Linked DNA regions of Homo sapiens: region 1 is linked to region 2. A link is a contact called in ENCODE Hi-C or POLR2A ChIA-PET data. All regions are on one chromosome and are shown on one strand. Each heading gives the region's core, a stretch centred on a gene start or an enhancer-like site at or near the end of the contact. The rest is flanking DNA. Distances are from core to core; before and after follow the strand shown. Region 1 overlaps CA5B (carbonic anhydrase 5B). Region 2 has its middle 49 kb from the start of AP1S2.

Region 1 (3,432 bases), core at 415-2,914, 150 kb after region 2:
CATTCTCATGCCTCAGCATCCTTAGTAGCTGGGACTGCAGGCGCCCACCACCACGCCTGGCTAATTTTCTGTATTTTTAGTAGAGACGGGGTTTCACCGTGTTAGCCAGGATAGTCTTGATCTCCTGACCTTGTGATCCGCCCGCCTCGGCCTCGCAAAGTGCTGAGATTACAGGCGTAAGCCATCGCGCCTGGCCCAGAGATTCTTTACAGATACAAATTTTCCCCCATGCAGAACAGCTTTGCAGGGCTATTTCAAAACATGGCAAAGAAACATGTTTTGGGGTAAAATATTTTGATTTTCTTCTTTGTCTTGTAATGTTATGCCAAAGTCAGCTTGGAAAGTAAATCACGATATATAGGGTTGAATAAAACCCATCTGGTGAGAATTTATGATTTGTGGGGCATGACTCCCCAGACCCCTTAGATAGGAATTTGGGCAAGATAAAAAAAAAATCAGAGTTTCGTCCTCACAATGTATACCTTACATGTATTGATTTATGTCTTGCGTGTAACTTCTGTCTCCCTAAACCATGCTGTAACCCAACCACCTTGGGCATGTGTTCTCAGGACCTCTTGAGGCTGTATCATGGGCCACAGTCACTCATATTTGGCTCAGAATGAACCTCTTCAAATATTTTAGAATTTGGCTTTTTTCATTAACACGTTATCTTTTCAAACCCTCAAGAATCTGGGGTCATTCTTGGTCACAAGTGTACATTGGCCTTCTGTTGGGGTATTGAGCTGTCAGAAACAATGAGAATTGTCTTTACAATTGAGCAGACGAGGGTCCAGAACATAGAAACAGGACCGGCTCGAAGGCCCAGAGCAGCAAAGACCACAATATTATTCTTGGGGCAAACAGGTTGGAACAGTATAATATGCTACAAACAAAATCAAATGGTGACTGTCCCCTGTTTTTCCTAGTAACTTAGAAACAAGAACATGTCATCTGTTGTGGGAAATTCACTAAGTAAAACTGCCCCTCCCGAAGCCACTACTGTTTGTTTTTTTTTGTCAGCACTAAAAGCAGCAAACTATCCTAACTACATACGTATACCGGATTTGGATGTTTAATTTCAACTGTCAAAAAAAAAAAAAGCAAAACTATTAATACTTTCCAATATAAACCATAGACCACAAAGTGCCAGTGTTCAGAATAAGCCAGTCTCAGTAGGATGTGGCATGTTTGTAGGAAACCACACCTAGCAACCAGAAATTTATTATGCCTCTGGTCCGTTTATTTGAAAAAGAACACAGTCAATGTTGAAGGAAACAAAATAAACTTACAGTGAAAATATATTTGTAGAGCAGTTTCAAGCCCTTGGATGTAGCTAGATTAGCATTACTAATTTACAAGCATTCCATTCTTACTCAGTCTTTTTATTATGTGCATATGGGGTCAAAGAAAATAAACACTAAAGGGGAGAAACCTAGACCTCAGTGCAGTCCAACATTTGAAAACTCTGTGCCAATGTTTTTTAAATAATGGAAAACATGAAAAATTCCTCCTTAATGATAATACTTAGCCATTTCATCTCTTCATTAACTCAAAGTTATCTGTTCACAAATACACACATTATCCTTTCCCATTCTCTCAACTGCCCTCTCTAGGGCAGTCACGCAGAGCATGTTTGGCAATGTCTGCAGACAGTTTTGGTTGTTATAGCTTCATGAGGGTGCTACTAGCAACTAGTAGGCAGAGGCCAGGAATGCTGCTAAAGACCCTCCAGGGCACAGGACAACCCCCTACAACACACAATGATCCATCCTCAATGTCCATCATGCCGCAGTGGAGAATCCCTGCCACATCCGGACATGGGCAATGCCTTGTATTTCCAGGAGGGGAACGAGATGAGAGAGGTGTGAGGAAGACCATTTCCTGCCTCACTCAATCTTCCATCCTTACAGCAGAGCACACACTTGCAAACTGATCAGCTAGAATTAATTCAGTAATTCCTAACTCAGGACAGAATATTCCAGAACGTTGAAGCTAGTAAACTGTTTACAAACATTTACATGCAACTTCCAGAAACTTAAGGTTCCCAGAAATAATTTGTGGTTTGTGGATCAACCTTTGTTTAAAAGAAAAAAAAAAAGACAATTGCTACCAAGAAATAATAAACAACAGGTTCCAAAATATTAAAAACCGGGATCTGTCTCTTGTCCAGTTTCTGCATGACATCATTTTAACATGCTAAAATTAGTCAAGAAAGAACATTCTACATTTACTTTCATGAATCAACAGAGAAACAGTTATTCTCACAGTTCATAAGGCATATAATCCTACACTGGAAAGCCAAAGACAGCATAGCTACAAATGTTTAACATGTGTGATTATTATAAAGATGAGTATTTTTGCTCTTGCACACTTGCTCCCTCTTTTCTTTTCTCTTTTTTTCTAAGAGATGAGATTTCACTCTGTCACTCAGGCTGGAGCCCTTTTTGTTCTCTTTAAGGAAGTGGTGTACTCACAGGCTCGGTTCCGGGTTTTGTAAGTACAAGTATAGAGGCTGCAGGGCCTCGCTGGCATGAATCTCGGAATCTGGAACTTTCTCCACAGCAATTTGCCTGGAGAGGCTTGAAGAATGACCCTCAGGCTGTTCATCACCACCATCTTTAGCTTGAAATCTTGATCAGTTCCCAGTTAAGTTGCAGGAACTTAATAATCTAGAGGGATGAGGGCAGAGGAGGGAAAGCTGTAAACAACAGAAACTTAAGATGATGGAGAAACCTCTAAGCAGGACAATATTCAGACTAGCAGTACACACCCTGAGGTGGAGGGAGGGAGGGCAGATGAGAGTCAACGGTTTATCCACTCTTGTTCCTCAAACTCATTGGTCCCCTCAGTGGAGGGCAGGGAGGGTCCTGAGGACTGACTCACATGCTTTGCCTTTCCCTCAGGGTTGGCGAATATTAGAAATCCAGAGAAAAGCTTCTCTTTATCCACAAGAATGAAAAACTGTTTACAGTACAGTTTCTTAAAAAAAAAAAAATTGCTCCAGGAAATCCCAATTAATTATCCAGCATGGTATTTACATGTACGAAGAACCCCAACATTAAAGCTCCCTCCAGGCTGACTAAAAACAAACATCTGCATCTAGATTGCATACAAAACAACAACAACAAAAAAACAAAAACAAAAACAAAACAAAAAACCCAAGATACATCCTGCCAAAATAGTCATGGACAGTTTTGAAATCTGAGCTTAAATATAATCTATGACTCTTTGCCAATTTTAGGTGTAACACAATGGCCCTTGAACATGGGAAAACAGACAAAGTTAATCCTGAATTCTCTCTCTACCTTTCACATGGTCACAGTCAAAGTCTCAGAAGATGAAGATGATGCTTTCCAAGGTATTCACTATGGTGTTCTGAAGTTATGGTAATATTAACTTTGAACACTTTCCCCACCACAATACTGCTTCATC
Region 2 (3,529 bases), core at 810-3,309:
ACCAGTTTTGACCACCATATGGCTCAACCTGATATCTAGGTTGCTTCCCAAGACCACTATTTCTAAGCCTGCCCTTAGTACAAGAACATTATTCAATGAACATAATTAAAGACAAGTAAAGACTCAAATCTGAAATCAATAGTCTATGGTCATAAATGCTAAGGTATTTTTTAAAAATTGAGTCAACTTTTGCTGCTACCAGCATCCATAATTGTGAATTAACTAGTCCAGATAAATAAACAGCTTTAGCATTATATTACTGGGAAATAGAAAAAGACAAATCTTTATATGGAAATGTATTGCTAGCCTCAAAGGGATTAAATATGTATATGTATATTTAATATTATATATTTAATGTTATATATATAGTACTTCTGGATGTATACTATGTTAGTATAAATAAGTGACTTTTTTTATACTAAGTGATTTTTAAGGAAAATTTAAGTTAGAATTCTCTTTACTGGTTGACCAGCGAAAATTTTAAGGCAAGGTCACTTAACTTTGGTACGATTGTCATTTTGGATCAGATCATTCTTTGTTGTGGAGTTGTCCTGTGCATTGTAGGATGTTTGGCAGCATCCCTGGCCTCTACCCATTAGATGCCAGTAGCACCACCCCTCTCCAGTCAGGATGCCAAAAACATCTTCACACATTGCCAAATTCCCTTGGTGGGTGGAGGGGGCAAATCCTTAACCCTCGTTAAGACTTGAGAAGACTTATTTAAGGTCTTCACTCAGTAACCAACCTATTCCATGTGTTTCTCTACCTTATGAGGGGGATAACCTCACTAGAAATAATATTTTTTCAAAGATTTTTGGTTTGGTTTGCCAGGTTTAGCAAATTAAAAATAGAGGTTGCCCAGTTAAATTTGAATTTCAGATAAACAACAAATAATTTTTTAGTATAAACATGTTCCAGGCTGGGCACTGTGACTCATGCCTGTAATCCCAGCACTTTGGGAGGCCAAGGCAGGAGGATCGTTTGAGCCCAGGAGTTTGAGACCAGCCTGGGTAACATAGCAAGACCCTGTCTCAACAAAAAAATAAAATGAAAATTAGGCAGGTGTGGTGGTGCACACCTGTAGTCCCAGCTACTCAGGAGGCTGAAGTGGGAGAACCACTTGAGCCCAGGAGTTTGAAGTTATAGTGACCTACGATTGCTCCACTGCACTCTGGCCTGGGAGATAGAGTGAGACTCTGCCAAACAAACAAACAAAAAAAAATGTTCCAAATATTGCTTAGTGTTTAATCTGGCAACCTTATTTTCAGTGAACTGCTAATACCATAAAAAAATTACTATAAATTAATTGCCAATTCATGACAGAGGAAAACAGGATTAAACAAAATGACAAAGATAACAGTTCACAGTTAGTGAGTTATAGTGAAAACAGCACATATTTTGGAGCCAGGTGTCTGAGGTAGAACCTGACTCTGCCATTTTGGAAGACGTGACCTTGGGCAAGCTAACTTATCTGAGTCTCCCTTTCATCTTTTATTTTTTAACAAATGGTGGGGATTGGGGGTGGGAGAGGGAATTATAATTCTCTTACTAGTCACTGTTAAGACTAGTAAGAGAGTTACTTACTAGTATTATTATTATTATCAAACAAATTGCCTCCTAAATGCGAATTGTATGATAAAGAGAAGCAGCTCTTTAAGGATGAAGTGAATAGTATGTACCATTTCTAAGCACTTGGTACTCTTTGGATATGGTGGACCATAGCCCCAGGCATAAACCACAACAGACAGTACATCAGCTGGCACCGCACTGCCCCAGATGTAATCTAATAGGCTACAGGCAACACCTGCTGGGGTCAAGAGGGGAAGAGGAGAGATCTGAGGTTCCTGTCCGCTCATCCCTGTCAGTGACTAACAGCATCTGAACCACCCACTCAGGGCCCTTTGAATAGTACTGGGAGCATACACTGAGCAGAGAGGCAAAGACCTAGAAAAAGAAACAACCTGCAATTGTAGGGCCATGGGGTTCTCCTCTTACAATTACCTTGCGGTTGGTCTGATAATGTTGAAACTTTATTAAAGCCTTTTTTGAAAACGGTACTTCCCTAGATTTCTATTTCTTCATCTGCTAAAGGAAGAGGTGGGGCAGATGAACTCTAACGTCCATTTCCACTTTCAAAGATTATGTGACTTCTCCCTTTGAAGACCCAACAAAAGTCTCACTTCCTCCTGAAGGGCTCTGCTATGGAAATCCTGCCAATGCTAATCTCTCTCTTAGCTTTTACTGTCTTTACCATCCATTAAAGAAAAGTAAAACACACTTTGAATATATACAACTTGCATTTGTCAATTACATATTTGTGAAAAAGCACAGCATGATAAAAAATTTTATGTTAGAATGACTAAATAAAAAAGCTCACTTTGTTATGCAGTAAATCAGAGTAATTTACAAGGGTACATCAACAGCCAGTAAATAGTGAACAAAACTGAATTAAAGATAATATTTATGGCAGGGCACAGTGGCTCACGCCTGTAATCCCAGCACTTTGGGAGGCTGAGGCAGGTAGATCACCTGAGGTCAGGGGTTCAAGACCAGCCTGGCCAACATGGCGAAACCCCGTCTCTACTAAAAATACAAAAAAATTAGCTGGGCATGGTGGTGTGTGCCTGTAATCCCAGTTACTGGGGAGGCTGAGCCAAGAGAATTGCTTGAACCCAGGAGGTGGAGGTTGCAGTGAGCCGAGATTGCACCACTGCACTCCAGCGGAGGTGACAGAGCAGGACTCCATCTCAAAAATAATAATAATGATGATAATAATAATTATAAAAACAAAATGAGCCATGTGCAGTGGCTCACACCTGTAATCCCAGTACTTTGGGAGGCTGAGACGGGTAGATGGCTTGAGCCTGGGAGTTCAAGACCAACCTGGGCAACATGGCAAGACCCCATCTCTACAAAAAATACAAAAATTAGCTGGGCATGATGGTGTGCACTTGTAGTCCCAGCTACTTGGGAGGCTGAGGTGGGAGGATCGCTTGAGCCTAGGAGGTCCAGGCTGCAGTATGCAGTGATCACACCACTGCACTCCAGCCTGAATGATAGAGCAAGAGCCTGTCTCAAATGAATAAATGAAACAAAAACCCAAACTACCACGAATTACTTCATACAATTAAAAGATTATATTACACATATAAGGTGATATGGTTTGGCTGTGTCCCCATCCAAATCTCAACTTGAATTCTCACGTGTTGTGGGAGGGACCTGGCGGGAGGTAATTGAACCATGGAGGCAGGTCTTTCCTGTGCTGTTCTCATGGTAGTGAATAAGTCTCATGAGATCTGATGGTTTTATCAGGGGGAAATTCCCTGCACAAGCTCTCTCTTTGCCTGCTGCCATCCATATAAGATGTGATTTGCTCCTCCTTGCCTTCTGCCATGACTGTGAGGCCTCCCCAGCCACGTGGAACTGTAAGTCCATTAAACCTCTTTCTTTTTTAAATTGCCCAGTCTCGGGTATGTCTTTATCAGCAGCATGAGAACAGACTAATATAGTAAATTGGTAGCAGTAGAGT

Evidence for each region. Hi-C counts contacts between places; a loop is a spot of excess contacts on that map. ChIA-PET counts read pairs that join two places held with the same protein, here RNA polymerase II (POLR2A). Pooled maps may share reads with other maps.
Region 1: a pooled map shows a loop between it and region 2 (2.3-fold over the local background). The contact joins two enhancer-like sites. A Hi-C loop is called at or near these places in 1 of 168 maps with a recorded cell type or tissue (mammary epithelial cell), 1 of 37 single-sample maps with no recorded cell type and 9 of 50 pooled maps. POLR2A ChIA-PET finds 5 or more read pairs at or near these places in 1 of 52 experiments (H1).

What each region holds. Positions count from the first base shown.
Region 1 is chrX:15,749,208-15,752,639 of GRCh38, reverse strand. It overlaps CA5B (carbonic anhydrase 5B), which reads right to left. Exons shown (of 8, transcript NM_007220.4): 2 at 2,475-2,669. The coding sequence starts at 2,616. It overlaps CA5BP1-CA5B (CA5BP1-CA5B readthrough), which reads right to left. Exons shown (of 12, transcript NR_160544.1): 5 at 2,475-2,669. Among named protein-coding and RNA genes, the nearest start is that of CA5B, 13 kb to the right of the region's middle. Within about 2 kb of position 1,664, at least 20 of the 41 ENCODE cell types and tissues checked have a DNase peak (open chromatin) inside an H3K27ac peak, as active enhancers do.
Region 2 is chrX:15,901,886-15,905,414 of GRCh38, reverse strand. No RefSeq gene overlaps it. Among named protein-coding and RNA genes, the nearest start is that of AP1S2, 49 kb to the right of the region's middle. Within about 2 kb of position 2,059, at least 4 of the 41 ENCODE cell types and tissues checked have a DNase peak (open chromatin) inside an H3K27ac peak, as active enhancers do.